2 separate regions of the Homo sapiens genome follow, and region 2 is linked to region 1. The links are chromatin loops, found by intact Hi-C in ENCODE. Cell type or tissue: B cell. All regions are shown on one strand. Links, peaks and the distances in the headings refer to the core of each region. The heading gives the core; the rest is flanking DNA. Region 1 overlaps POPDC2 (popeye domain cAMP effector 2). Region 2 holds the start of CFAP91 (cilia and flagella associated protein 91).

Region 1 (16,024 bases), core at 3,860-11,859:
TCCCCAGGAACCCCCTTGGATTGATCTGAGAAGGCAAGGATAAGTTTTTCAAAGGAAGAAAAGAGGAGTAGTCAGTCCGCAGTACAGTAGACACAAGCCCCAGGACATCTGAGTGTCTTTCAGCAAGAACTCTCTGTGATATTTCACTACAATTTCTCTGGCACCTTGGGACTCTCCTCAGCCCTTGTGGTGGTGGGTCTTGTTTAACTAGCAGTTCCCTCCATTCTATGCCTGTGAAGAATCTATCACCTACCATGTGATTACAGTGCAGATTTTTTTTTCCTTTTCCTTTTCTTTTTCTTTCTTTTTTTTTTTTTTTTTGTTTGAGACGGAGTCTCGCTTTGTCACCCAGGCTGCAGCGCAGTGGCGCGATCTCGGCTCACTGCAAGCTCCGCCTCCCGGGTTCACCGCCATTCTCCTGCCTCAGCCTCCCGAGTAGCTGGGACTATAGGCGCCCGCCACCGTGCCTGGCTAATTTTTTCTATTTTTAGTAGAGACAGGGTTTCACCGTGTTAGCCAGGATGGTCTCCATCTCCTGACGTGGTGATCCGCCCGCCTCGGGCTCCCAAAGTGCTGGGATTACGGGCGTGAGCCACTGCGCCCGGCCTACAGTGCGGATATTTTATGAGAGAGGAGATCACAACTCAGTCCCCAAGCCCTCAACCCTTAATACATACTATCGTATGAAATGCCTCTTTCCAAATTCAGCCTTTTCTAAAACTCAAGATGAGAAAACTGCTGATGAGGCTCACTTTCTAAAATACCGGAATTTGCAATATAGGGAGAATAGTTTTTCATGTTTCTTTGTTTAAGCAATAGAGAGAAAGGAAACTTATGTCGTTTACTTTTCAGGCCATAGAGGTTTTCAGAACAACTTGAAAACATGATCAAATTAGCCAAACTTCTGATAGTTTTCAATGTAGTCTGTGATCATGGGATAATTTAGCCTCAGTTCTTTTTCTGAAATTGTGTTTTGAATGTTTGATTTGACTTATTTACCATCAAACTTGCTATAAGGTTATTACTCTAATGAATAAGCATATTCCCTTAATTGGGAGCAATTTACTATTATTTCTTTCATAAAGTAGGGCACCATTCACCATCTATTTCCTGGCTCTTTAGTTATCAAAATGTTAAGCTCATTGCTATTCATCCCGGCACAGCACTTATATGAGAGGCATGAAGCTGGCTGAATTCTGCATCATTAGGAATGACACAGCCTCATCACATTGACACCAGTGCTTGTCTCTCACACCAATCCAAATTAAGACCAACTGAAAATAGTCAGAGTTTCCTCTGGAGCTCCTTTTTGAAGAGACATATGTTTTTTAGTCTGGTGGTACCCAAAATTGAACAAAAAATGGGTGCTGCTTCTCTTAATAGGCAAAACTATGCTGCAGGATAATGTATTCATGCAGGGTCTTCCAGCCAGACCCCAAATCATCCCTCCCTTCACTAGAATTTTTCTGTTTAATTCGATGGCCACTCTCCACAGGGATCCATTCTGTGTCTTATTACAGGAGATGCTCAATGAATGAGGGACTTATCTTCTAGAAATGCAGCTCCGAGGTAGTCTGTTGAGTGAAATAATGAATCCATTATCACAAAATAAATTGAAAGCTGTCTGACATTTGGACAATTTTTATTTTGTTTCACATTGTTCTGAAAACTATACTGTTTCTTTTCTCCCTATTATTTAAATAAGCAAATGATGAACAGATTACAAAATTGAGGACACTCGAGGTAAGGGAAGGAGCCCCTCGACAGGAGGATCAGGACATAGTACCAAGGGCAAGAGAAACGATTCAATAAACACTATTTACTATATATTTTAGGCATGGTTCTAGGTAATCACATGATAAGTAGTTGAAAGAACTGAAAATGTTTTATCTGCAAGAAAAGGGCAAGTGTAATATCTTCAAATTTTAGAAAGAATGTAAATTAGAATTTGACTTAATTTGGTGTAGTTCTTGTGGGCAGAAATTGAATTGAATAGGCTGAAAGTTATAAGAAGGATTTTAGCTCAGTATTGATACTGGATTGCTCATGGGTGGTGAGAGTTACTCATCACTGGAAGAGTTCAAGCAGGGGCCATAAGAAATCTCAGGGATTTTATAAGGTGATTCATGCTCTGGGAAAAGGATGCCTTGGATTATTGTGTCAGGGTAACTTCTAACTCTAGGATTCTGTGTTTCTAAGATCTGGACTCTAGTCTTGCCACTCACCTGCCATCAAGAACATGTTCCTCATCTGCAGGACAGGACCAAGATGGCTCTGTCTACCTTACCGGGTTGCTGTGAGGCGTGATTGTGATAAAATACATAAAGGCAGTTTTTAAGCTCTGAAGCACTAGTTAAATGTGTAGCGTATTTTAAGATTCTGTTGTATGTACAATTGTTTAGCAGTCTCTCTCTCTTTCTTTCTCTTTCTTTTATCAGAGATAGATGATTTTCCCTCTTATTTCCACCAGTTTGGCTTTTCAGGGAAGGTGGCAGCTGGCAGAATCCCCTGACAACAAAAGGTACAGCAAAAAGTGGAGGCCTAAAGAAAACATGTGCTAGCTCTTTAGCCCCTGAATAGCTAAGTCACATGTCAGCCTGCTCTCCTTCATCTGTTTGGGAGGAGGCAGATTAGAGTCACACTGTCATCATGCTCTTCCCCTCAGAAGCAGCTGTAAGGTTTTTGGTAGCTGTCAGTGCTAGCAAACAGTGCTTTTCTCACAGAACTACTGGAAAGAGTCCTGGCTCGGAAAACTTGCTCTTGAAAGTGGCACGGCCAGAGCAGGGGTCTCTAGAGGGTCGTGCCACCTCTACCTGCCACAGGTTCCATTGTCGGTCAGGTAAGTTAGAGGCAGCAGTTCCCCACCTGCCCTCTGGATAACAGCAGCCTGGGGCTGCTCCTGAGTCATGTTTCCACTTCTGTCTTACAGGCCTCATTTTCCTACCCATCTTTCTGTAAAAATGAAAGTCAGGAGTCTTATGAAACTTACCATTATTCAATACAGGCTTTTGGTTTTTTTCTTTAAATTAGATAGGGTTAGGTAAGAAGTAGAGTTCTATAGAACGTTCATAGGAAGCAACAAAAGTTGATCTCTTGGTCTCTACAATAGGAGAGGATTGGGCTAGATACCTTCAAAGCTGACTTGCCCTAATATTCTAGTATGAAATGATTCGAAGGTACACCTGCCCCTATCATGTCAGGCAGTGAGTACAGTTAAAACATTGGGAATTGGTAAAGGAAAGAAAAAAACTGAAAAGAACCCTTTGAAGTTAGACAAACTGTCCAGAGACATAGTGCTAAAATCCTCCCTCTTTTTCTTTCCACAGCTTCTAGAATTCCTCTCCAGAGCTACTCTCAAGTTATATCCAGGGGACAGGCCCCTTTGGCTCCAACCCACACGCCTGAACTTTAAGGATCATTGGACTATCTTCTCTGTGGCCAGCGCAGCTCTCTTCTGTGTTCACAGAATGGCCACTGATAGGCATGCCTCTTTTCCCACCCACTGGAAGGCTCACAGGCAAGGTGAGAGAGGACACAGAAGGTGCCAACACTGTCGCTACAGTAAGGACCTGAAGTGACTTTGAGAAATTCACCCTCACAAACCTTCCTTCAGGAGCAGGCATTGGTAGTGCAGAGGCACAGATTCCGTCCTTTACCAGCTGCAGAATCTTGGGCAAGTTACATAGCCTCTGTGAGCCTCATCGGTAAACAGTGGGGGTTATGAAACCCACCTCACAGGGTTGTTGTGAGGATCCAATGAGTTGATTTAGGTAAGCACCTAGCACATGCCGTGGCACCAAGTAAGCACTCAATAAATCACTCAACTCCTTTCCCTATGTTGTTTCTTTGCATTGTCTGAAAGGATCAATGGAGTCAAAGATCCAGCTTTTCACTGGTGGTTATTTTTTATTTTTCAATTAAGATTCAAATTTATGGAAGTGGAAATTTAAAAACCTCGTTTTCCCTTAGGCTGTGACATTCAACTTACAAATCTCTTTTTCTGTTGATGAACCTAGTATTAAACAATAGTTTTTAGAGGGACTTTTACAAACTTAGTTAATTAGATTTTCTTAAACATCTTAAAGTAGATTTATAAATGTAATATATTCTATTTTCCTTTTTCTTTAAATACTTCAACATATATTTCAGTTATCTATTGCTGTGTAATATCAATCCCTAAAATAGTGACTTAAAATTGTCCTAATAATATGTGGTGCTCATGAGTGCGGGACCTGACTGGGCTCAGCTAGGCGGTTCTCACTCAGGGTTTCTCATGTTGTTTCAGTCAGATAGTGGCTCAGTCTAGAATCATCTGTAAGGCTTCTTTACTCACCTGTCTGGGAAGACTCAAACAGATGAGGGCTGAAACAGCTGGGAATCCTTGGGCATCTCTCCCTCTCAATAGTTTTTTCATTTTTGTTGTTGTGTGCTCTTTGTATGACTATACCACAATTTATTTATCCAATCTACAATTGATGGGCATTTGGATAGTTTCCACCTTGGGGCAATTACAAATAGTGCTGCTATAAACACTCTTGTACCTGTCTTTTGGTATACATATGTATACTTTTCTTGGATATATACCTAGGAATGGAATTACTCAGGCATTGGGTATGTAAATACGACCAATTTTTCTAAGTGATTGTACCAATTTACATCTCCACAAGCACTGTATGAGAGTTCCAGATGCTTCTCATCCTCAGCAATAGTTGGCATTATCTTTTTTTTTTTAATTTTAGTTATTTGGGCATGTTTAGCAGCATTTTTATTTTCCTGATGGGTTGAGTAGCTTTTCTTTCTTTTCTTCTTCTTCAATTTTTTTTTTTTTTTGGCCATATGGATATCTTCTATTGTGAAGTATCTATTCTTGTTTCTTTTTTTTTGTCCATTGCTCTTTCTTTTTTTTTTTTTTTTTTTTTTTTTTTAGACAGAGTCTGGCTCTGTCCTGAGGCTGGATGGAGTGCAGTGGTGCGATCTTGGCTCACCTCTGCCTACCTGGTTCAAGTGATTCTCATGCCTCAGCCACCCAAGTAGCTGGGATTACAGGTGTGCATCACCATGCCCAGCTAATCTTTGTATTTTTAGTAGAGATGGGATTTTGCTATGTTGGCCAGGCTGGTCTCGAACTCCTGGCCTCAAGTGATCCACCTGCCTTGGCCTCCCAAAGTGCTGGGATTACAGGCATGAGCCACTGTGCCCAGCCTGTATGCTTTTTCTTATTGACTTAAAGGAGTTATTCAAATAATCAGGTTAAAAGTCCTTCTGTTACTTATTGAGATTTTATATATATATGTATATATTCTCCTACTTTTGTGGGTATTGTTTTTCTCTAAATAGTATCTTTTGATGAACATAGTTTTTAATTTCAATGTAATGGTTTATCAATCTTTCTGTCTCTGATTTGTGCTTTCTGTGTCGTGTTTAAGAAATCTTTTCCTCCCCTGAAGGTACTCTCCCAATAACCTTCTAGATTTCTTATTGTTTTACATTTCAAAGTTAGACCTACAATCAACCTGGATTTGGTTTTTGTATATATGACTAAGGGCCAAGATTCATTATTTTCCATGTGGCTATCCAATTGACTGAGCACTCCCTATTGAAATGATTATCCTATCCCTACTAGTGTTCAGCTTATCCTTTGTGACAAATCAAATTTTCCTATAGATGTAGGTCTGTTTCTGAATTTTCTGTTGTCTGATGGTTCTATTTTTCTACCCTTTGGCAGTACCATCTGGTTGTAATTATTGTAGCTTTACAGTAAGTTTTGATATCTGGTAGTCTTCAAACTTTCTTCTTCAGCTCCATTATAATCTTATGGGACCACCATATGTGGTCCATTGTTTACCAAAATGTCATTATATGGTGCATGCCTGTATATTCTGAATTCGACTCACAATCTCTACTGCCACCGCTAATTTCAAGCCACCACTACTTCATTCTAAATTAACTTCAATGGACTTACAACCAGTCCTTCTGCCTCATAACCTACACACAGTAAAGAGGTCATTTAAACATATACAAGATCTTATCACTCTCTGGCTCAAAATTTGAAATGACTTCCTATCCCACTTAGAATAAAATCCAGACTTCTTACCATGTGATATTAGTCAGGATTGACTTATTATTACTTAAAAGCACAAAGTTTTATTTCTCTCTTACTCAAAATCTGAGTCTCCATGACTCATAATGGGCACTCCAGCCTGGGCAACAGAGCAAGACTCCATCTTAAAAAAAAAAAAAGTACACTATACATTGTAAATTGAGATTCAACATAACCTGGATGTGGTGCCACTCCCCAACCTGGAGGATCACCAAGGCAGGGCTGTCATTACACACCTGTGGTGTATAGCAGTGGTTTCTCAAGATGAGGACCTCTTTTAATCCCTTTTCCCCACCAAAGAATCAGACCTTACGTAGTGGAAGTTGTGCTTTTATTATCTAATGGTGTATGTAAGGCAAAAGACATTTGGATTTCAATAGGATTTTTAGATAAATTTATAGGTTTTAAAAATTAGCCACAACAGTCTCTTTATATGTTTGAAAAATAGCATTACATATATGTATAAAGCAAAAACCCGTGAGAGATCCTGGGGAGAAGAATTGCCTGGAGGGGGAAATTGAGTCCATCTCCAATGTTCAGCACCTCTTCTCTTTCTATTTTTGACCCCCTGGTTTCCTGTAGACATCCACACAAATCTTGAGGTAGAAGTGAAAACAATGCTGTCAGCAGTTTCACGTCTGTCACCATTGAATTCATGCCCTGACATGTGCCTCCTACTCAGAAAGTTATCTGGTGATTATATCACTTCTGTGATATCATCCTTCCTGAAAGTGTCCTTACCCAGCACATGACCACCAACTGTCACATGATTGCATCACTGCCACAGGGGAGCCCAGGACACAGCACACAAATCGGATTAGTCCAGCCTGTAAACTAAGCCTTTGCTTAATAGCCTGGAATTGCCCTCCACCCCTCAGCCCTCAGGCCTGAAATCCTATTCAGCCCTCAAACCTAGTACACATGTCCTCTCCCTACGCACACTCTCCTGGCCTTCACCTCGCCCTCAGCATTGAACAATCCCCTTCAGGACTCGCAGAGCCCTCTGGGATCGCCCCCCTCAGCTCTCATCCCTCGCTAGGCACTTGAGGGCTGGGGAAGTCTTACTTATTGCTGTGGCCCCAGCACCCCACACAAGGCCACATGTGTGACATTTAGTTGGTAATTCTTTTTTTTTTTTTTTTTTTTTTGAGACGGAGTCTCGCTCTGTCGCCCAGGCTGGAGTGCAGTGGCACGGTCTTGGCTCACTCTGCCTCCCGGGTTCACACCATTCTCCCGCGTCAGCGTCTCGAGTAGCTGGGACTACAAGGCGCCCGCCACTACGCCCGACTAATTTTTTGTATTTTTAGTAGAGACAGGATTTCACCATGTTAGCCAGGATGTAGTTGGTAATTCTTAAATGTTGGTTAAACTCAGCTGTTACCTGCTAGTAGGACAATTCATGTGCCCCATTCTGGCAAGGGTAAGGTTAACACTTGTGGTTTTAGAGACTTCTAGTTCCACTTTCCAGTTTACTTTTGCTTCTCTCCCTATTCAAACCAGCAGGAAAAGAGAGTAGTAGTTCAGGAGTTGTTGCCAAAATCCAGAGCCTTATCGGGGGAATACACAGGAAGGGACAGACCTCAGATGCATTTTAAGATATTGAGAGACAGAGTCTGAGTATAAATCATATACTGGGGGAAGGAGGCAAATGGCTTAAAATACTTTTTTTTTTTTTTTTAGCACTGTGATGTTCTGAGTCAAAGATGACTCAGGCTTCAAGCCTGGATGATTGGATCATGGTGGCAGCTATTACCGTAAAAAGAGGAGGAACAACTTTGGGGAAGATGTTGATTTGCTTTTGGATGGATTGAGTTTAGACTGTTGTCAGGACACTAAGTGGACACATAATGCAAACAGTTGCTTTCATAGATGAGGGTGAATGCTAAGGATCAGAGAGGATTCCAAGGCCTTCCTGGGGCCTAGGAAGACTCAGGCACTGGGATACTCTCATCACCCCCATACTCTTCTTAAGGGGAAGAAACCTACCTCCTCTGAGATGGTGGGGCAGAGGGGAGTTGTGATGGTCATCCCAGGGCTTGGGGTGTGCCCAAGAGTGAGATCAGAGATGTGTTTGAGGCTGTGGGGAGCAGCGTATGTCACTTTCAGAATGTCAGACTTGGGACCACTCAACAAGGAGATCAAGGGCTGGGTGAGAATTCAGCAATTATGGAAGATTTATGTTTCAATATAATATCCTTTTTCCTATAGAGATTTAAAACTTTTAAAATGTAATATTGACACATAAAATTTTAAAACAAGATGAGTATGTGAAGGCCATTCCTGACACTTATGAAAAGACATTAAGCTCTCCTTTAAAGTTAAGCCTCTCTGTGCCTGACCTTCTCTCCCTGCCTTTGTCTATGCCACTAAGATTACTGCCTTTAGTTCAATTCAAGGAGCTTTTATTGCATGCTTACAATGAATTATAGTGTTTTGGGGACACAGCGAAAGAGAAAATATAGCCCCTGCTTTTAAAGACCTTACAATCTCATCATAGAGGCCTGACATACATGCAGTAAGCTATTAACCACCATTGCAAGGCAGCATAGTTACTGACTGATAGAACATACGGGTGACCAGTTTCCCTGGGGAAGATAGAACTGGAAGTGGACCCTGAATCATTGGTAGAATATAAAAGTGGGGGTGGGTGGGAAGGAGAAGGAGCAAAAAGGCATGGAGGTGACATTGACCATAGTATGTTTTAGGGGAATGCTGGCTTCAGCACACTGGGGAAAATGGCAGATAATTTTTGTTAGGCAGAGTAGGGCCAGACTGAGGAGCCCTATTTAGCTAATACGTCTTAGTTGCAAGTGCTAAGAACCAACGTGAGCAGGCTAAACTGTATAACATGGTGGTTAGAGCTCAGATTCTGAAGTCAGATGGCCTTGGTGTGAATCCTGATTTTATCTATTGCTGACTGTAGTGGACAAGTTACTTAATTTCTTTGTCCCTGTTTCCTCATATGTAAAATGAAGTAATACATGGATTCACTGGGAGGATTAAATAAGATAATTTGTGTAAGCTAATTGGAACTTTACTTGGCACATAGTAAATGTTCAGGAAGTTTTATCTTTTTTGTTGATAATGTTGACAATGTTGATAATTATGATGACAAAGCAAAGGAGAATTTATAAGGACACAGGGGTGTCTTATGGAATTCAAAGTCAGAAATGCCACTAGATTTTAATATGGGACTAGATCAGAAAGCCATCAGGGAAAGCAGGAAGCTGTCAGGGACCCAGTCACCATCTTCTGTTTCTGTTTCTCTTAGGAGAACTGCAACATGTTTCTGTTTTCCAACAGAGCAGTCTTCCCTGTTTCTCTGTTCTCATGGTGGAATATGTTTGCCCTCAGCTCCTGAGTTCACATGGAACAATTCCAACAACCAGAAGACAAGTACGGCTGCCTCTTAGTCATAATTTCAGACTTTCAGGAAGGAAATCTACCTTGTCCAGATTCAGTCAGCTGTCTACTTCTGGTCCATTAAGCTGGGTCTGAGGACAGGGTCATGCAGTACAATTGGGGCTGCCCATCTTCTAGATGGGGGTCAGTTCTTAGAGAAAGGGATGACTCTTAAGTTCAAAAGATATCTCAAGCTCTTTCCCTTTCGTGTGCCACTGAAGATTCTGGTGTCACCATGGGCCGCTGCCCCACCCAGTGTTACCATTATTGTAAGAACAACACAAAGCCTCTCTTCTGGCGAGGTGTTGCTGATGCCGAGATTCCCATCTTTGACCTGGGGTGGAAGAAGGTAAAAGTGGATGAGTTTCCACTCTGTGGCCACATGGTGTCAGATGAATATGAGCAGCTCTCCTCTGAAGCCCTGGAGGCTGCCTGAATTTGTGCCAATAAGTACATGATGAAAAGTTGCGGCGAGGATGGCTTTCATATCCAAGTGCGGCTCCACCCCTTCCACGTTATGCACATCAACAAGACGTCCTGTGCTGGGCTGACAGGCTCCAAACAGGTATATGAGGTGCCTTTGAAAAGCCCCAGGGCACTGTGGCCAGGGTTCACATTGGTCACGTCATCGTGTCCATCGGCACCAAGCTGCAGAACAAGGAGCATGTGATTGAGGCCCTGCACAGGGCCAAGGCCAAGTTCCCTGGCCACCAGAAGATCCACATCTCAAAGAAGTGGGGCATTACCAAGTTCAATGTGAAGACATGGTGGCTGAGAAACGGCTCATTCCAGATGACTGCGGGGTCAAGTACATCCCCAGTCGTGGCCCTCTGGACAAGTGGTGGGCCCTGCACTCATGAGGGCTTCCACTGTGCTGCCCCTCCTAAGGCCCAACAATAAATCCTACTTTCTGTCCACCTGAAAAAAAAAAAGACACCTCAAACTGACTAGGAATCTACTACAGCAGTGGTCCCCAACATTTTTGGCACCAGGGACTGGTTTTGTGGAAGACAATTTTTCCACAGACCAGTACAGTGCTGGGACAGTGGTGAGGGGGATGATTTTCAGGATGAAACTGTTCCACCTCACATCATCAGGCGTTAGTTAGGTTCTCATAAGGAGAGCACAGTCTGGATCCCTTGCATGCACGGTTCACAATAGGGTTCACACTCCTGGAATCCAGTGCCACAGCTGACCTGACAGGAGATGGAGCTCAGGTTTAATGTTCACTCACCCAGGGGTTGAGGACTCCTGTACTAGAGCACTCTAGCCTTCTGACCTGAGGAATATGATTTTTAAGGCAATGGTATTCATTTAGGAATTCCAACGTCTGGTAAACGACCACTGAGGTCTCAGGATATGAGTGAGAAAATGAGTGTATTCTATACTTTAGGCTCTATTGAGGATAATGTTAAGGAAAATTCCACTCCAAATTTGTCTCTGAAATAGATCTTTGTGGTCCAAGAGTGAAGATAAGTTATGCATATGTAGCAGAATATCATTTTGATATATTCACCAATGTAAATTTTTCCAAGAATTGTCTGTGACCCTGTGACTCTATCCTTTTTGGGCAATAGGTCATGAAAGATCTGCTGCCTCAAGGAAGATCGACAGAGCAGAAGCAAAAACAAAAGGGTCAAGGCAGATTTGTGGCTTTAGCTGTTTTTAAAAATGATGTAGAATAATATCTGATCGAGAAAGACAATAAAGATTAGAGTAGCAATTATCACACTAGAGACTGGAAAACCAAAGTTGGTTCCTCAAAAAGATCAATGAAATTGCCAAATCTTTATCTAGACTTACCAAGAAAAAAAGAGAGAAGACTTAAATTACTAAAATCAGGAATAAGAGAGGAGGCATCATTACTGACCTTATAGAAATAAAAAGAATTATAAGAGAATACTGCAAACAATTGTGTACCAACAAATTAGATAAATAAAATGGACAGCTCTTAGAAAGGTACAAATTACTGAAATAGATTCAAGAGAAAAAGAAAATCTGAATATATCTATAACAAGTGAAGAGATTAAATTAGTGAAAAACTACTCGCAAAGAAAAGCCAACACTGAGATGGCTTCAGTGGTTAATTCTGCCAATAATTAAGCCTTAGAAGTGAAAATACTTCCTGGGACCATTTATTTATTCATTTTCTAACAAATATTCGAGAACCTACTGTGTGCTAGGGACTTGGAGTACAACAGCAGACAAGACAAAGTCCCTGTTGGTCAAGGGCTTGATTTGTCATGAGATTTGTAATCAAGGCACAGTTTTGTGAGCTGCTGGCAAGGGAAACTATTGTGAACTCACAGAGTCCACATAGGACTTTATGGAACGCTGGGTTTGTGTGCCAAACAACTGTTTATCTGACTGCAGTCACCTCCATCCATGCTTCCATCTCCTCTCCTCTCCCCTGTCCTTCTACTCCCACCTTTTTCTCGCTCTATTGAAGCAGCCAGCCCTGCTATTCAGAAGTGGGTACGCATGTCCTCTTTGCTGTTAACCACTCTGCAGTTGCTAGAGAATCTCACACCTGTAGGACACAGGAGTAGAAGGTCTTTCCTACGTCTATTCTCAAAGTGTGGATCATCAGACCTCGAAAGAGGCTAGGAAGTCATCTTCTCCCTTATCAACCCATCCCAGTCTCTCTCTGACATCTTGTGCTCCAGATGTTGGGGACAGCATTCCAAAATGCTGCTGGAGTTGGGCTCTCTCCTACCTGTCACCAAGCTGTGCAGTGGGAACCAAGCTCCCATAGCCTCTAGTGTAGAGGAACCTTCAACAACATTCATCTGAAAATCTAGTGATGGTTAATACAGGCATGTCCCCTGGGGTCTGAATATTTTCATTTCTTTTTTTTTTCTTTTCTTTTCTTTTTTTTTTTTTCCTTCGAGACGGAGTTTTGCTCTTGTTGCCCAGGCTGGAGTGCAATGGCACAGTCTTGTCTCACTGCAACCTCCACCTCCCAGGTTCAAGCAATTCTCCTGCCTCAGCCTCCCAAGTAGCTAGGATTACAGGTGCCCGCCACCATGCCTGGCTAATTTTTGTATTTTTAGTAGACAAGGTTTCACCATGTTGGCCAGGCTGGTCTCAAACTCCAGACCTCAGGTGATCCACCCGCCTCAGTCTCCCAAAGTACTGGGATTACAGGCGTGAGCCACCGCACCTGGCTGGGTCTGAATATTTTCTGTAAGAAACACTAGCATCCCTCTCAAAGGCCCTATGACCTTTTTTTCATCCTTCACAACTTTCTTCCTTAGCCAACTGAGGTTTGTCTGGGTTCACAGTCAGCTGCACTACACAAGCTCGGCTGGAATGCCCGGCTCTGGGAATTGACAGCTGGCTCACCTGGCTGCAAGGCCAGTTTCCTGGGCATGCGACCTGTACACCTGGGCACAGGGCTCCACTCAGGCCCCACACTTGGTTTCATGCTCTGCTGTCACCATCTTGAAATTCTCAACTTTTTAAATAAGGAGCCTGCATTTTTATTTTGCACTGAACCCTGTAAATTATGTATCCAGTCCCACAGGGTTGCATTGTGGACCTTTAGGGGCTACTTCTGTGTCATGTTTCTGAGTCTGGTTAGAGTGGTGATTAATCACCTGGCTCTGGGGCGGACAGCTGGCATTTGAATCCTGGCTCCTTTACTTACTAGACCTGTGATCTTGAAGGTTCCTCAGCCTCTTGATTTCTTTATCTATAAAGTGGGATAATAATAGCATGTATCTCATAGGCTTGCTGAGAGGATAAAATATGTTAATACATATGAAACACTCAGAATGGTGCCTGGAACATAGTAAAAAGCTGTGCAATGTTGGATGTTTTTGTTGCGTGCCTATTCCAAGGTCACATTGTTCTGTATCTTACGGCAGTGTATCTTGCACTTGGTGGTGAATCTGCCTGTTGAATTTAATTAGTTCTGTAATAGTCTCTGTTCATGAAAAGACTGCAGCAGAGTGAGCAAAGTGGGTGTGGAAGGGAGACCCAAGTTCTGCTTTTGTTCTGCCATGGAGCAGAGTTCCGTGTTAGCTCTCCCTTTCCCTGACCCCACAGACATCCCATCTACTTAAAGCCATGTTTCCCAAAGTGTGGGCCACGTGCCCCTGGACAGGATGATTTTAGGTACCACATAGACCCAGCATTAAACAACATTCCATCTCATAGACAGTTATGCATTTTTTTATATCCTTTCCATCCAGTGATTACATATAGAAAAATGTTTCCATTCAGTGTTAATAATTTTTTTTTTTTGAGACAGAGTTTTGCTCTTGTTTCCCAGGCTGGAGTGCAGTGGCTCGATCTCGGCTCACTGCAACCTCCACCCCTCCGGGTTCAAGCGATTCTCCTGCCTCAACCTCCCGAGTAGCTGGGATTACAGGCGCCTGCCACCACGCTCGGCTAATGTTTTGTATTTTTAGTAGAGACAGGGTTTCACCATGTTGGCCAGGCTTGTCTTGAACTCCAGACCACAGGTGATCTGCCTGCCTTGGCCTCCCAAAGTGCTGGACAACACCGTGCCTGGCCAGTGCTGATAAATTTTTAACATCTCTCACATACTTGCAAATTTCCCCTTTGTAGTAAAGAAAAAATTTTGCCTCCTGAACATGAAAGGAAAAAAAAAAAAAAAAGGAAAAAACAGGCCCAGGACTTAAGCCTGCATCAGACCACAGTATCTAGTTGGAATGTTAAACATTATAATGTTCTCATTGTATTTGTTTCTAGGATTAATTTATGAGTAGAGAAACTGGTTTTTCCATGTAAGGTAATAATCCAAAATTTCTGACGGAGCAAAGTAACATGTGAGAAAGTCTAACAGTGTTTAAAAATAAGAAAATATTCGCAAAGAAACCCAGGGCTATGGCCAAAAGCAGAATGGAATTTGAGGCCACTGAAAAACAGATTGAGTGAGTTTAACACCAGTTAGCATCAACATCACAAAACATGATTTCTTGTTGTTGTTGTTTTTGAGATGGGGTCTCACTGTGTCTCTTAGGCTGGAGTACAGTGGCATGATCTCAGCTCACTGCAACCTCTGCCTCCTGGGTTCAAGCAATTCTTGTGCCTCAGCCTCCTGAGTAGCTGGGATTACAGGCATGTGCCGCCACACTGACTAATTTCCAGCTAATTTTTTTTTTTTTTTTGCATGTTTAGTAGAGATGGAGTTTCATCATGTTGGCCAGGCTGGTCTTGAACTCCTGACCTCAAGTGATCCACCCAGCTTGGCCTCCCAAAGTGCTGGGATTACAAGTGTGAACCACCGCGCCCGGCCGACAATATGATTTTCATCACAGAAATGTGATACACATTTGGAAAAAAAAGCAACGAGCAGTGGGGAAAACTAAGGAAGAAGTATGTGCTAAGCAGTGTCTCCCAAGATGGCAAATGGAAGTGCAGCGTAATACAGCTCAGGGTAAGACTGTCTCTAGGGAGGAACCTGGGTGGAGTAAAGAGAAGGAAAAGGAAAGGAGGGTTTTTGGTTTGAGGCAAAATAGAAAATTGCAAGCCTACATAGCAGGGAACATGTGTATTCTTTAGACATGACTGTGATCATGCAGACAGTTAAACATCTTCGTGAGCCTCACCTGTCCTTTTGGTTGCATTTCCAAGGCCTGGACAAAGGCCGAAGCTCTCTCAGTGCCCTGGCTGACTTGGCCCAGATGAAGTAATTGCAGCCTGTTGCTTACATCATTCTCCCTGTCTTCATTGTGGAGAGTGAATCAGCAAGTCAGCAGTTTCCTTTTAAAGCTCATTTATTTATGTTTTTTAAAAAGTGAATTTAAAGAATAAAAGAATCCGAGGCAACCTGGATTTGGGAAAGTGGTGAAGGCGTGTGCCATATCTGTTAGTTCCGCACCCCCTTCCCATCCACTCTCCAACCTTCTCTGTCCTGCTGTATGCCCCGGGCCTGGTTAGGCCATGTCAATGTGTTATTTGTCCTCTGGCTTCTGTTGGGGGTCCTTAATGGGGAGCACTAGCAGGAAAATGGGAGAGGAAGAAGAGTGAAGTCAGAGAACCTGTGCTTCTGCTCCCTCCCTGCGGGGTTGCTGCTGGCTGGCTGTGTCCCTGCACTGCAGGTCTGCAGCCTTCTGGTGCTTCCCCTCCTTCTCTGGCCTCTTCACAGGTAGGGTAGTAGCAGCTTCTACTGCCAGTAGCTTCAGGGAACTGCATTATCCCTGTGGTTGCCCCACAAAAGACTATGGCAAATTGTCCTTTTCTTAAATTCTCCTCAAATAACCCAGATTGAGCGCACCATCTGTTTTTTGCTGGGCTGCGGCTGATACAAGGTTATTTACAAAGATCAAAGTTTGGGAAACACTAACCCAGAGGAAATCTACCTGTATTCCCCAAGATCTCTCTGATCCCTCAAACCTTCCAGATATCCAGAGGAGGTAATGGTAAGGGTTGGTAAATGGTGCCATCTTCCTCCCTACCCTTCATCCCCTCTCTTTTTCCAAGTACTTCTTTTAGTTGCTATTTTAATACCGATAATGCAATACTGTTTTCTCCAATCCCACAGAGTATAAA
Region 2 (16,024 bases), core at 1,777-9,776, 62 kb before region 1:
GGAACTGTTATTTTTACAAAGTTCAACAAAATATTGCCCTGCTATTATAAGTATCTGTTTATCAGGTATATCTTTAAAGTGATGAAGAATATTCATGATTGACTATACTGTACCACCCTTTAAAATCAACTGATTTGCCATTAAATTAACAAGCAGCCTTTGGATACACTTGATTTCCCAAGTAGACTTGTCTCTGGGGAGGCAAATACCCTGACCAGCTAGTCTAGATAACATGGTAACACATATTTCTCCATAGAAATTAATAATTTGGGAATTGTGATTTAGAAACAAGTCTCTTTTGAATTTGGATAATGTGTGTCAATTCCTAAAACCTAATAATTCATTAGTAACCCAACAAATACGATTTACTGAATGCAGACATTGGATATTCCCACCAAGGCTGAAAAGCTGCAAGAGGCTCAGGCTCTTTTTGCTCCTTCATTCAACACATGTTTATTGACTGGCTACTCTATCTAGGTGCTTAGAATACATCAACAAAACGACAAAAATCTTTGACTTCATGAGAGAGAGACAACAAACAACAAACATAATAAACTAGCAAATTACACATTAGAATTTGAGGGTTGTTATTTTTAAAAAAGAAGAAATCGGGTAAGGAAGATTGGGTTGCAATTTTAACTAGGGTGGTCGGGGCAGGCCCTTGAGAAGGTGGCATGTAAGGAGACTTGAAGGTGAGGGAGTTAGCTAGTTAGATATCTGAAGAACATTCTAGGATGGGAGCATGCCTGATACATCTGAAGAACAGCAAAGTCCCTAGGATGGGAACATGCCTGATACGTCTGAAGAATAGCAAAGAAACCAGGACAAATGAGGCAGAATGAAGGAGGGGAAAGAGAGTAGATAAGAGGCCAGAGAAGTAACTAGGGAACTAATCACATAGGGCTTCATAAGGAAGGGTAAAAGAACCTGGAAAGGTGTTCATCTTTGCACCACCACAGTTCTGTCAAGGTGGAAACCTGGCCCAAGGCCAGTCAATTCATTGGCCAGCCAACAACCAATCTTAAATTTCTAACTTAAATTTTCAGCTACAATACACAAAGACGCTATACAATTGGTGGTGAGCTTTAGGGCTAATTAGTCAAGAAGCACGCCACCCTAGTCCCTATCATAGTAAGAGAAATCCATACACAAGAGGCTTTCTGTCAGATGGAAGGAAGCAAGCATAGAGATGTGTTGCTTAATGATGGGGATACGTTCTTAGAAACGGGTTATGAGGTGAGCTTATCGTTGTGTAAATATCAGAGGGTACTTAACATAAACCTAGCTGGTATAGCCTACTCCACACCTAGGCTATATAGTATAGCCTATTGCTCCTAGGCTACAAACCCATACAGCATGTTATTGTACTGAATACTGTAGACAGTTGTAACACAATGGTATTTGTATATCTAAACACAGAAAAAGTGATGCATTGGGCTACAATGTTATGACAGCTACAATGTCACGAAGTAATTGGAGTTTTTCAACTTCATTATAATCTTATGGGACCATCCTTATACATGTAGTCCACTGTTGACCGAAATATCATTACTTGGGGCTTGATTATACATAGAAAGAAGGCTAGAGTTGCCAGATAAAATACAGGATGCCCAGTTAAATTTAAATTCAGATACACAATGAATAATTTTTTAGTATAAATGTGTTCCAAAATATTGCACAGGACAAAAATTTATACTAAAATATTATTCATTATCTGAAATTCAAGCTTAACGGTGCCTCTTGTATTTTTATTTGCTAAATGTGGCAACCCTAACAAGGTGAAAGGTCATAAGGTCAAAGAAAGAAAGCAGGAGAGCACAGCATCTTAGTTCTGATTTTCCCCATCCAGGTTCTCATCCGCCCTGGCTATACTTCGCTTCCTGTCCATGACTAGCGGCGAGATTGTTTTATAACAATCCAAACTTTTATTTGATCTACTCTGAGTGAATTTCTGTTCTTAGCAAGGGACATGGAAACATTTAGCAATTCCTCTGCAAAAGAGACACTTCGGCATCAAAGAAACAACCAGCTTAATAAATACTTTGGGGAGATGTTTGTCCTCCTTCTCAAATTACCCGTGAAAAAAAAACATGGTGATGTGTTTACAGGAGCTAACTTGATTTATTTCACAAAACCAAGAGTAAATACAGAAAAACACTGGCCAGAATATGTCAGCAATCATTACACAGCCTCTATCTAGGAATGTGTACCCTAGATTCCCACACAAAGGAGACTGGGATTCCCAGAGGCAACACCACATTGCTGAAAGCAATGCAAGGTTCAGGTGAAAAACCTGGGATTGCAGAGGGCAAAATTGGAAAAAATCATGCTTATAGCTGGTTACAGTTCTTGCCACGGCAAATTCAATAAACATTTATTTATTGAAGCGCCTAGTATATGTATCAGCACTAGAATAGGTGCTCAGAAGGCTACAAAAATGTGTAGAACAGGAACTTAAGGAACTCAAGGAGCGTGGAGAGAGAGAAAACATAAAATGGACAACCAAGCCGTTAAAATAAACTGGGGTTTTATTGGCCCAAGAGGAGCCAGCGGACCCAGTCTATAAGCAATGCTTTGACGCAGAAGTTAAAAAAAACAAACAACAACAACAACAAAAAACCTAAAAACAAGCATGGGATAAACTGGCACTTCTTTTCGCCCAACTTGGATTTGCCCAGAGAGTTGGAGAGAAAAGATCATTTTTGTAGGGCATTTTATGCAGGAACGTTGAGTGAATCTCCGAGTGTACAAATCGTTGCACACTTTCTGGGTACCAAAACGCCCGGAACAGGTTTCAGGAAAATCGCCCCCCGAAGCGGAGCGCACCCGCGCCTTTCGATGTACCCGAACCCCCGACCCCAACCTGAGTGCGGCCACCTGGAGGGCTCGGAGCTGCCCCCACCCGACCAAGGACAACCGTGGGCAAGAGGTCAGTCCAGAGGGTCGTGTTTCGTTCGCCATGCCCCTGGCCAGGTCCCACCATCTGGGAGCCCACCTGGCCTAGGAGGCGACGGACGCGGAGGAAGGTCTGCGGCGGTCCTTACCGTACAGAAAATCATACGCTCGATTGGAGGAGATGTGGCTCCCAGCCCGCGACCTCTCCCGGTACCGAGTTTGAGACACCTGCGGCTGGGCCTGGGGCTCCTCGATGGTTACTGCGTGGCTCATGGTGCCGCCTCTTTCCTCCCGCCAGCAAGGGACCAGCGGGTCAGGCCTGGCTACTGCGTGCACGTCGCTATGGTAACGGCCGCCGGCGCGCAGGGATAGGGGGCGGGGCAAGGAGGAGGGAGGAGGCCGCGGGGCGGGGCCGAAGAGGAGTGGAGAGAAGTGAAAGCAGGAGTGGCCAGGCCAGGGTCAGGAGGAGAGTGGAGGGGAAGATGAGAAGAGAGGGGAGGGGCAGGATGGGGGAGGAAAAGGCTGGCTTCCCTCTATACTCCAGAGCCAGCGGGGAGGCTGGGAGAAAGCTACTCTTAAGTCATTGATTTGCCAGTTACACCTCGTAGCCTCTCGGAAATCCCTGGGAGATCTCAGAACCTTCTAGAATAATTGGGTGCCTCCCCGCCCCTCCCCCCAGCCCTTTTCCAGGGGGCTTGTCCCGAGAGCTGCGGAATCCAGTCAGGTTCCTAAATGTTGCTCCTTAGCACGCTGTGAACTTTGCCCCACACTCATTAGCATCAGTGTTTAGGATGGGTTAGGACATCAGTAACTGTTGATCTGAGACTGCTGACCCTTTCTGAGTCCTGGGCATTAAATAACAGAAGATGATGTGGGGTAGGCACTGGCTCTGCTTTTGAAAACTATTTATAATGGAAAATTTTAAACATAAGCAAAAGTGATTCTACTTTTAATAACAAACCCTCAAGTAACCCATCCCTCAGAATCAACATTTAGCAACATTTTGCCAATCAAGTTTCAGTTTCCTTCCCCTCTTTTTTAAAGAAATCCTAGACATAATATTATTTTACCCTTAAATTAGTCTGCATCTCAAACTGACATAGATTTTAAAAATTTAACTACCGTTATCATATCTAACAAAATTAACAATAATTCCTTAGTACTATAAATAATTCCAATTTTCCTGTTTGAGTCCAAATTATCTTTTATAGTTGGTTTGTTCCAGTCAAGATCCAAAAAAAGTCCTCATGTTGCATTTTGGTATGTCTCTTAAGTCTTTTATCCTAGAGCAGTGAATTTCTAATCCTTTCAATAATTCTCTATTATTACCAGAGGTTCTTCTATAAAAGGAATCTTTTCATACCAACTCATTGGTTATCCTGAGATAACCAGGATAATCTCATAGAGGAAAGACTGGGTAAATGCTGGATTTGTTCTTTTTAATTATGAAATTTCAGAGACATGAGTTGGTGCCCTACCAAACTCCAGAGTTAACCACAAAGTTTTTGTTTGTTTGATATCATTATGAATGCATGCATTTTTTACAGATCTGATGTTTTAATCCGTTATGATCATTATTATTTATTACACTCAGATTATTAAAGCTAATGGCATGCCTTAGAGTTGGCTTCTTTGTCCTTTAATGTTGAGACGAGAAGTCTTCTTCCGATCAAAGGTTTTTCTCGATCGAAGGGTTCATGGTCTCACAGGCTTCAAGGAATGAAGCCGTGGACCACAGTGGCAAGTGTTACAGCTTCACTAGAGAAATGCGTGGACCCAAAGACTGTGCGGTGGCAAGATTTATTAAAGCCAAAGCAAAAGTAAAGGGAAAGCGAAAGTAAAGCTTCCACGTGGTGGAAGGGAACCTGGAAGGGTTGCCATTTCTGGTTTGGGTATCTTATGTTTATATCCCCTTATGACTCCTCCCCTTTTCCTTTTTCTGTCCCATAGGATTAGGTTATTTTCTATCCACTTGTGGGTTTGTAGCCGGACGAGCCACAGACAAGAACCGCTCAGACACCGAGTTATGGAAGGAAAGGGCTTTATTCAGCTGGGAGCATTGGCGGACTCACATCTTCGAAAACCGAGCTCCCGGAGTGAGCAATTCCTGTCCCTTTTAAGGGCATACAACTCTAAGAGGGTCTGCGTGAGTGGGTCGTGATCGATTGAGCAAGTAGTGGGTATGTGACTGGGAGCTGCATGCACTGGTAATCGGAACAGAACAGAATAGGACAGGGATTTTCACAATGCTTTTCCATACAATGTCTGGAATCTATAGATAACATATCGGTTAGGTCAGGGGTCAATCTGTAACTACCAGGCCCAGAGCACAGTGCTGGGCTGTCTGCCTGTGGATTTCATTTCTGCCTTTTTGTTTTAAATTCTTCTTTCTTTGGAGGCAGAAATTGGGCATAACACAATATGAGGGGTGGTCTCCTCTCTTAGGTTGGTGGGCCTGATTGGTTAAAAACATCAGGCTGCAGCTAGAGCTTAAACTCTCTATATGATTGGCTGAAGTTTCAATCCCTTAATTTGCAGCTGGGACTCACTTTGGCTTAGGGGAAAGTCCCCTTTGATTGGTTGAAGTTTCAATCCCTTAGCTTGCAGCTATGACTCATTTTGGCTTAGGGGAAAGTCCCCTTAGGGAAGTCCCTATTGAACCAGGAAGTCCAGCCAACTTAGCCACTTAGTCCCTCAATGTGATCCACAGACACTTCCTGAATACGCTTCCTGGCCTACTACTCTTTCTGCATATACTCCTGGTTTTAACTTATTGTCTCTACTCCTAAACTTCTTGGGGTTTTTGAAAACCAGCCATGTCCTAGGTCTGTCTGTGTACTTTCTTGTAAAATCCAGTTTTAGCAAAGAACCGTGCTATGTCAGTTTGGTAAGAATCCCCCATCCTAGATATCTGACTGGGGTCCTCATCCTTCGCTTTCGCTTTTCACCCCCAGGTGAAGTCTGATTACCCTGGCTGTCTTCAGCAAGAATCCTTTGAGATGAGTTTAACCAGAATTCTCTTTACCTCTGATATTTCCTCTTAGTAATTTTTCATCCACTGACCCTCAGCCTGCTCTTTGCTATAAATTTCTACTTGCTTATGCTATATTCGGAGTTGAACCCAATCCCTCCCCCAACTACAAGACCCTGTTGCAGTAATTCCTATATCTATTGCAATGGTCTTGAACGCACTCTGCCTGTCCATGCCTTAATAAGATCATTGAATAATTTTTTCTTTAACACCCCTCAACTAATTTAGGTACATTTCAACACTCACCTCTAACTTTGCCACTTCTATGCAGTTTCCTCATATCTTTCAAATACAGTGAGATATCATCCTTCCAATGCTGTAGTAGCACCAATAGCATTGACCACCTTGTATTAGTAATCAGTAATTGTTCACAACTCTGCTTCCCACAACTTTGAGTTCACTGAGGGCACAGCCCTTCACCTGGTCATTTTTGTATCTCTGAGGTATCTGGTACATGAAATCTTAATGAAATGATTACTAAATCCATCCCTTTGTTAAATAAATTTACTGAATGTCTACTATATAATAGGTGTTAAAGATTTTGAGATAATTTGTACAGCTCACTGGATGATAGAGAAAGCTGACACAGAAGCAAAGTACAATATAATAATGGTATAGTACTTTTCTGTCTGGGGTACAGCTACGTTCTCAGAGCCGCCCACTTTTCGTTTCTTCTTCTCAATGTTCCTCACTCCCACCTCCTTATCTTCTCACAGCTAGCTCCTCAACATATGACATCACCTAAAATGTTCTCTCTATACCGGAAAGGGGTCTGCATCCAGACCCCAAGAGAATGTTCTTGGATCTCACGCAAGACAGAATTCAGGGCGAGTCCATAAAGTGAAAACAAGTTTATTAAGAATGTAAAGGAATAAAACAATGGCTATTCCACAGACAGAGCACCCCCGAGGGCTCTGATTATTTCTTGATGATATGCTAAACAAGGTGTGGATTATCCATGCCTTCCCTTTTAGACCATACAGGGTAACTTCCTGACATGCCATGGCATTTGTAAACTGTCATGCTACTGTGGGAGTGTAACAGTGAGCAAAACCAGAGGTCACTCTCATGGCCATCTTGGTTTTGGTGGGTTTTAGCCAGCTTCTTTGCTGCAATCTGTTTTATCAGCAAGGTCTTTATGACCTGTATCTTGTGCTGACCTCCTGTCTCATACTGTGACTTAGAATGCCTAACCATCTGGAAATGTAGCCCAGTAGGTCTCAGCCTTATTTTACCTAGCCCCTACTCAAAATGGAGTTGCCCAGGTTTAAACGCCTCTGGCAATCTCATCAGAAAGACTTTTCCTCAGCCAGCCATGGTGACTTACGCCTGTAATCCCAGCACTTTGGGAGGCTGAGGCAGGCAGATCACCTGAGGCCAGGAGTTCAAGACCAGCCTGACCAACATGGTGAAACCCCGTCTCTACTAAAAATACAAAAAAATTAGCCAGGCGTGGTGGTAGGCGCCTGTAATCCCAGCTACTCAGGAGGCTGAGGCAGGAGAATTGCTTGAACCTGGGAGGCGGAGGTTGCAGTGAGCTGAGATGGCACCACTGCACTCTAGCCTGGGCAACAAGAGCAAGACTCTGTCTCAAAAAAAAAAGAAAGAAAAGAAGAAGAAGAAAGACTTCTTTTCCTCATTCTATCAGATAAACTATCTAAGGTAGTCAACAGCCAGCAGCCTCCATAAACACATCCGAAGACACTATTACCTTGATTTTTTTTATAGCACTGAAATGTTACTGATTTGCTTATTTATTATATCTCCTCCCACTAGAATGTAAGCTCTGTGAGACCAGAGACCTCAAATGTCCTGTTCACCCTGAATTCATCCATATCTCTTAGGCCAGTAAAACCACCTTTGCAAAAGATTATAACTGAGAAAATTATGACAGTGAGAAAAATCTGACATGGCTGAGTCCATCTTGACTCTAGCCTCACAGGTTGGCTGTCTTTGCTCATTCTGGGACATGAGCCAAGCTAACTTTGGGAGAAATTTAGAGTATACTTTTGTTTGTTTGTTTTTTGTTTTTGTTTTGAGATGGAGTCTTGCTCTGTTGCCCAGGCTGGAGTGCAGTGGCACAATCTTGGCTCACTGCAACCTCCACCTCCCAGATTCAAGTGATTCTCCTGCCTCAGCATCCTGAGTAGCTGGGATTACAGGTGCCCACCACCACACCCAGCTAATTTTTTGTATTTTTTAGTAGAGACAGGGTTTAGCCATGTTGGCCAGGCTGGTCTTGAACTCCTGATCTCAGGTGATCCACCTGCCTGGGCCTCCCAAAGTGCTGGGATTACAGGCGTGAGCCACCGTGCCTGGCCTAGTTTATAGTTTAAATGATAATAGCCCCTCCCAAAAACTAAACTATTTTTATAAAATGAGTGAAAGTCCACAAAGTTAGGATGAAAGGGGCCTGAATTATAAATAATTACCAGCCATTTTTTCGGAGGTCATAAGATTTGCAACTTCCCCAATTACTCTTGAAGATAACATCACTATTATAGAACCTAAGACTGGCCTTTTGAGGTATCTTTTTAGGCCTTTGCATTTCTGACAACCAGATGGCCCCACCTGGACCTGCCAACGAGTCCTGTCGTCCTCCACCTAGGAACTGACTCAGCCCAAGAGGACAGCTTCAATTCCCTATGGTGTCATCTCCAACCCAGCCAATTAGTATGCCATGCCCCCTACCATACCCCCCTTGCCCTCCACACTGTCTCCGAAAAACCCCTAACCTCCAAGCGTTTGGGGAGTAATAACAAAACTCCAGTCTCTTGTACAGCTGGCTCTGTGTGAATTAAACTCTTTTTCTATTGCAGTTCCCCTATCTTATAAACTGACTCTGTCTAGCCAGCGAGCAAGGAGAACTCACTGGGTAGTTACACCAGCACCTGGCACAAAGCAGGTGCTAAAGGAAAATACATTGGAATGAATTGAGCTACTGAATTATTCATGTATTTACCTGTCTGCCATCAGTGACTTTCACTTCTGTCTCACTGCCAATTTCATACCTTCACAATCTTTAAGATATTCCATTTCAAATGACCAAACATCTACTAGACAAACTCAATACATCCTCAGTAAAACTAACACTTCCGTACACTGCAGAAACTCTAATACAGTGATTAACTACGTGAACATTAGAATCAGATTTCCTAAGTTTGAATCTTTGTTCTAAAACAGTTCGTGTGATCTTCGGCATTTACTTAATATCCACATGCATCAGTTTCCAAAACACTAAAATGAGAACAAACAGCAATAATATCAGGGAAAATTATGGGAGGTAACACCTACAAAGGACTTAGAACACAGTCTGTTAGATAGCGAGTGTCCGATAAATGTTATAATACTACCTAGCTTCATAAATCTTCTCAATTTCTCCATTTCTGTCTTCGTGCATCATGAGCTTCCCATTTACCTAGAACTACATCTGATATTCATCTTAAAATATGTAAGAATACAAAGGGCAAATGTAGGGCTAAAGAATAGGCATGACTGTTAAAGATATAATTCATATACTTAAACACATATTTACATTTCACTACTAACTGAATAGCATTTAGTAGCTAAATGTAAGTAAACATGGATTTAAATATATAAATTTAGTAGCTAAATGCTATTCAGTTACATTTAGTAGCAAAATGTAACTACTATGTAACTACCAGTTACATAGTACTAGCAGTAGTATCAGCAGTATTAGTACTGTGTACTACTAATACATACTATTAGTTACTATGTAACTATTACATAGTAACATTTACTACTACATTACATGGTAGTTACATTTAGCTTCTAAATGCTATACATCAGCTTTTGCTACTGTTGGAAAACATCAGTTCAATCAGAAAAAACAAATGTTATTAGAAAACAAAATTTCCAGTTTAAGCTGGCTCATTAGGTGAAATTTTAAATTTACAGGTTAGTATATATATATATATATATAGAGAGAGAGAGAGAGCATTTAGGCCAGGTATGGTCGCTCATGCCTGTATTCCCAGTACTTTGGGAGGCTGAGGCAAGAGGATCACTTGAAGCCAGGAGTTTGAGACCACGCTGGGCAACATAGTGGGATCCTCTCTCTACAACAACAACAGCAACAAAATTAGCTGGGCGTGGTGTCATGCGCCTGTAGTCCTAGCTACTCAGTGGCTGAGGTGGGAGGATAGCTTGAGCCCAGGATTTTGAGGCTGCAGTGAGCATTTGATTTTGATCAGTGTTTTGCAACTTATTGGAGTTTGTTCTGAATTTTGGTTGATGGTCTCACAGCTATAGAAAGGAAGAAATTCTTCCCAACCGGAAGCTAAAGACAAAAATACACAGGCTTGATCTCATTTATTTTAGGTAGTTCACCAACTTTTATTCATTTGTGTGTATGTTCACACAGTCTCTTATTAGCTTTTTATCTTCTATCAATAACAAATATATAGAGAGATGAATCTCCAAGCAAAAGAGGGTTTATTTTGGAATAAAGAAATAGGGTTGCAATCTGGTACACATGCGTAGACCAGGGTGGTCTCTGATATGTGGTAGAACAAAAAAATGGTGAAGGTTTTATTGGGAAAGGAGAAAGAGTATGTGGGTTGTTATGAAAGAAAGCTCTTTGGTGCTTGCAACATGTTTTTTGCAGGAGCTGGTGAGCTCTGATTGGTCAGTGGCCACAATTTCTAGGTAAAACTAGTTTTAAAGTCATGGTGGCTGTTTCCTTGTAAAACTAGTCTTAAAACTGTAGCAGCTGTTTCGTTGAATTGGGCTTACTGGACAGTTTCTGGAGCAGGCTTTTGAGACCTGAGTTTTGTTTTCATTTTTGTTTTTTCTCTATGCCCCCCCACCCTGCACTGTAAATTTTAGTTGGGTATGACAGGTATGACTCCATTTAGATAATCAACTTTCACATTCTGCTCCCTGCCACCCCCCCACCTTTTTTTTTTTTTTTGAGACGGAGTCTTGCCCTGTTGGCCACTCTGGAGGGCAGTGGCGCCATCTCGGCACACTGCAACCTCTGCCTTCCAGCCTCCAGCAATTCTTGTGCCTCAGCCTCCCGAGTAGCTGGGATTACAGGCATGTGCAACCACTTCAGGCTAATTTTTGTATTTTTAGTAGAGACGGGGTTTCATCATGTTGGCCAGGCTGGTCTCGAACTCCTGACCTCAAATGATGCACCCGCCTCAGCCTCCCCAAAGTGCTGAGATTACAGACGTGAGCCCCCGCGCCCACATTTCCCTTTTTTGACTAAGATCTTTCCCTGAAAGCATCACTGGTCAACTATCCTTGAAGTTAGGCTTGATCTCCCTCAATGCCGGGATGTGCTTTGTCCTAGTTGTTCTGACCCCACACTAGAGGGAAAATAGGAGTCAATAGGAGTCAACATTAGAGGCCCAAGTCACATTTGGACAACAAAGGGGCCGGAAGGAAAGACCCTTACAGGATAGGTCTACCTGAGATTCAGCATTGGATTCCATCTTATCAGTTACACAGGCATTAGCAATCATCTGGAAGCACTGGACTAACATTTTCCTGTTGGGAAAGCAGGCTTTGCAAAGATTAGACAGGCAACAATAATGTAACTTAACTATCATAATGTCAAGAATAAGCAGCAATAGTATCATGAATTCAGTTTGAAAAATAGCTCTAAACCATGAATCTTATTTTGAAGGTAAGTCACTAAACAGATTGAAAAGTCCAAATGCATTGGGTGGAACTTTCTGGAGCCAGGTGGCATGTTCCGTTATCTTTCATAATTGTGTTTTCTACTTCCATGTGCAGCTAGTGTAAGCAATTGCACGAATACCACCTTGTTCAGCTAATAAGCAATCTAGAGCAATCCTGTTATCGAAAACCACTTTGGCAAGAAAATCTAAGGAAGTTTGGTGAGCTGCCATGGCTTTGGCTGTGGAGTCAGCTGGAGCTCCAATAGTTAGGGATAAATTTCTAACCATTATTTCTAAGGTACTAACCCCAATCCAGAGGAAGAAGGATCTAACAACTGAGGCCCATCCTGCTGAGTTTATGCCTCTAGGTAGAGTGTCTTTTTTGATATGATGGTGCAAGTTAGTAGATGTCAACCAATGTTCAGATTTTGCAAGTTTAAATTGAATGTAGAAATATCCCAGACCACATTGGTGCTTTATTTTCCATTTATTGAGACATGATGTTGCCCATGAATAAAGCTGACTGTAGGCTCCCCCACAGATGAAAATGTATCTCGATGTGTCACAACAGGTAATTCCACGTAGATGGAGTACCTTGTGCATTAACAGTTACTTGTAGGGAGGTGTCAACAGTAATTATCCAGGGTTCTATTATTGAATTATTGCACTGTTGGAAGTCATCAACAATTAGAGGAGGAAGGTCATAAATATTTTTATAAGCTGTCAAATTTCTTTTCTCTTGAATTCTATCAGCATGTTGTTTGCATAATCTTAATCTAACTTCAAGGCCTTTTTTGTAGATCTTAGGTAATGTTAGGGTGAAACAGGAAATCTGAATATGTGAGTCTAAAAGCTTGACCTTGTAAAAAGGACTAGATGTATAATTAGAACAGTTACATGGGGAATATCAGTAAAATCTGTTCTGAGGGCTGGGCACCGCTGGTCACACCTGTAATCCCAGCACTTTGGGAGACCAAGGTGGGCAGATCACAAGGTCGGGAGTTTGAGAACAGCCTGACCAACACAGTGAAACCCCGTCTCTACTAAAAATACAAAAATTAGCTGGGCCTGGTGGTGCGCCTGTAATCCCAGCTACTCAGGAAGCCAAGGCAGGAGAATCGCTTGAACCCAGGAGGCAGAGGTTGCAGTGAGCCAAGGTCACACCACGGCACTCCAGCCTGGGCAACAGAGCAAGACTCCATCTCAAAAAAAAAAAAAAAAATCCATTATGAGTTAGACCAGGGGTTCACTTGCATCATGGAGATTGAAGTTTTTTTGGTACCAAATCCAATAAATCGGTTATGTTTCTCATTTTGGAAATAGATTAGAAAATGCAAATTAGAGCCTTATTTTTCCAGGAAAATAAAAGCACATAAGAAGAGACCAATAGTAAAAGGAAAAGGGTATATTGGCCTGGTCTGGACGTCTTGTGAATAGCAGTTTATTTCAATTGTTGTCTGCTTCAGATAACAGATAAACTTTAAATTGCCTGCTGGGGTACCGGTCCAGGCAGAAGTAGAAGCCCTTTTAAAATGAGAGATGTGGATCAATGAGTCAATGCCTTTGAGTTTGGTGATACAGGGATTGGTGAGAAGGTCTTGGTATGGGACCTTCCAATGAGGTTGGAGAGAGTCTTCATATAGGTGTCTTTTCAAGATAGACAGAATCACCAGGTTGTAGCTTTAGGTCTTGGTGCTTTAGGTCTTTGTCCTCCAGGAGCACACTGTGGAAAGATTTTTCTACCAAAATATAATATTTGTCTACTACTGTAATAATTCCCTTACAGTATTATAGTATCTCTCCTTTTAACAATTGAGGGTCAAAGGCAGTGGGCATTAAATGCATAGGATGACCAGTGATTATTTCAAAAGATGAAAATTTGTGGGCTCTAAAAGCAGTGGTTCTCAGTAATAATACCAAGAGAAGAACTTTAAACTAAGGGAGGTGCAAGTTTTCCATACATTTTGCCAACTGAGTCTTTATGGTTCCATTTGTTTATTCTACCAGGTCAGAAGATTGGGGATGGTAAGAACAATATAAGTCCTATAAGATGGTAAGCATAATAAGAAGTCCATGTGGCCAGTAAAGTGGGTTCCCTGGTTACTATGAAGCTCAAGGGGAGTTCCCCAAAGAGGAATAATTTTTTTCAAAGAAAAGTTTGGCCATAGCTAAAACAGTAGCTTATCTAAAAGAAAGCCTTCCACCCAATGGGAAAACATACAGATCATAACCAATATATATGTATACTCATGGGAGGGAGGTAGTTGGAAAAAATTCAGTTGCCAAACCTTGAATGGCCTATTAGGTAAATTTAAATGTCAAGGAGGAGTCTATACAGATTTTCCTTGGTTAAATTTAGGACAGGTGGTAAAAGTCAAATAAGCATTTTAGTGGCTTTTAAAATATTTCCCCACCCCACCAATATTGTTTTCTGGAAGAAATTAATGTCAGTTGCCTAATGAATCAAATTATGTACTGTAGTTAATAGTGGATATTTCCTTGAATCTGGGAGAACTGGTTTGTTCTCAGGTCCCGATCAGAGTTCCTTTTGCTCATCAAACCAGAAATCATGGTCCTTTTTCGGTTTCATTGTTGTTTTTGAGATAGGGTCTCACTCTGCCACCCAGGCTAGAGTGCAGTGTGATCATGTCTCACTGCATCCTCAAACTCCTAAGCTCAAACAATACTCCTGCCTCAGCTTCCTAAGTAGCTGGGACTACAGGCACACCTCACCACACCTGGCTAATTTTCTCATTTTTTTGTAGGGACAGGGTCTCACTGTATTGGGAGGCTGCTCTTGAATCCCTGGCCTCAAGCAATTCTCCCACCTTGGCCTCTCAAAGTGCACTACAGGGGTGAGCCACCACACCCAGCCTGTTTTGTTTTGTTTTGTTTTGTTTTGTTTGAGACAGAGGAGTCTCACTCTGTCGCCCAGACTAGAGTGCTGTAGCAAGATCTCGGCTCACTGCATCCTCTGCTCCCCAGGCTCAAGCGATTCTTGTGCCTCAGCTTCCTGAGTAGCCCAGGATTACAGGTGCATGCCACCAAGCCTATCTAATTTTTTTGTATTTTGACAGAGTTTTGCCATATTGGCCAGGCTGGTCTTGAACTCATGACCTCAGGTGATCCACTCACTTCAGCCTCCCAAAATGCTGGGATTGCAGTTGTGAGCCACTGTGCCCAGCCCTGTTTTGTTTTTTTGACTTCAGTTTTGTTTTTTGACTTCTGAGGCCCAATTCTGTGCATCTTTGGTAATTGTTCTTTTTTTTTTTTCTGGGTCTCATTCTGTCACCCAGGCTGGAGTGCAGTGGCTTGATCATGGATCACTGCAGCTTCTACATCCCTGAGCTCAGGAGATCCTCCTACCTCAGCCTTCTGAGTAGCTGAGACTACAGAAGCACACCACCATGCCCAGATAATTTTTTGAGTGTGTTTTTTTGTAGAGATGGGGTTTTGTCATGTTGCCCAGGCTGGTCTCTAACTCCTGGACTCAAGCAATCCACCTGCCTCGGCCTCCCAAAGTGCACAGCCATGAGCCACTGTGCCTGGCCTCTTTGATAATTATTCTTAAATCATTTGTTGAAAGTTCTTTTAGTAGGGCCATAACAGAGATTTGATCAAATGAACCTTTAATGGCAGCATTCTTTGCTGCATTATTAGCAAAGCGGTTTACTCTCATCTCCATAAAAATGTAGATTTGAATGTACAGAAAATTAGATAATAGCCAAAGCAGCTGGTAGCTAGATGATATCCAGTAAGTCTTGTGTGTAGGATCCATTTGTAATTTGGCCTCCCATGGAAGTGAGGAAACCTATTATTTCCATAACATCCCCAAATCATGAGCAACCTCGAAAGCATACCTACTGCCTGTAAATACAGATTAGTAGATTTCCCTTTAGCAAGGAGGCAAGCCCAAGTAAGGGCAAAAGCTCAGCCTGTTTGACAGAAGTAGCCACAGGTAGGAAGCTAGCCTCAGATACTTCAAAAAAAGGTAATAATTGCATATCCTGCACACTCTTTGCCAGTGTCATCCTTTAAATATGATCCATTTGTAAACAATGATAGTTCAGCATTGTCCAATGGACTATATTGCAAATCTTTCTGGGGAATCAAAAGATAGTGAGGGTCAAACACTCATGGGGGGTTTCATCAGAAAGAAGGGGTGAGATGCAGGATTAAGATTGTTACAGAGAGAAAGTTATGTGAGGAGCAGCTAGTAAACGAAGTTCATAAATGCTAAGACAACTGGTAGAAAGGTGTTGGGTATGATGGGAATTTAAGAGCTTCAACAGAATGGGGAACAAAAGTGGTCAAAGGAGATCTCATGATTATTTATTCTATAGCTATAACTAGTAGAGCAGTAGCTGGAATAGTTCCCAAACAGGAGCATAATCCCCAAGCCGCTGGATCTAGTTATTGGCTGTAATATCCACTGGGGGCAGTGTTACTC

What was found. Peaks named below come from ENCODE experiments on the same cell type or tissue, not always from the same donor. Only the 100,000 strongest peaks of a DNase experiment are listed, where the experiment ranks them.
Region 2: it touches region 1 in a loop (10-fold over the local background); 3 of 110 quality-filtered maps call a loop at or near these places.

What each region holds. Positions count from the first base shown.
Region 1 is chr3:119,629,864-119,645,887 of GRCh38, reverse strand. It overlaps POPDC2 (popeye domain cAMP effector 2), which reads left to right. Exons shown (of 4, transcript NM_001369919.2): 4 at 3,327-3,832. It also overlaps the pseudogene RPL10P7. Among named protein-coding and RNA genes, the nearest start is that of POPDC2, 23 kb to the left of the region's middle. RefSeq lists an enhancer at 6,579-7,088. In B cell, for the core only: no CTCF peak of the experiment used is centred there; DNase peaks (open chromatin) are centred at 6,937 and 7,527; H3K4me3 peaks cover 1,051 bases; H3K27ac peaks cover 1,172 bases.
Region 2 is chr3:119,690,243-119,706,266 of GRCh38, reverse strand. CFAP91 (cilia and flagella associated protein 91) reads right to left here and starts at 3,245. Exons shown (of 18, transcript NM_033364.4): 1 at 3,045-3,245. The coding sequence starts at 3,168. LOC105374064 (a long non-coding RNA gene) reads left to right here and starts at 3,224. Exons shown (of 3, transcript XR_924391.4): 1 at 3,224-3,771; 2 at 4,846-5,075; 3 at 5,850-6,399. RefSeq lists enhancers at 2,927-2,986, 3,037-3,086, 3,080-3,759, 4,426-5,625, 5,345-5,744 and 1 more and a silencer at 3,197-3,366. In B cell, for the core only: no CTCF peak of the experiment used is centred there; DNase peaks (open chromatin) are centred at 3,286 and 5,586; H3K4me3 peaks cover 1,142 bases; H3K27ac peaks cover 2,018 bases.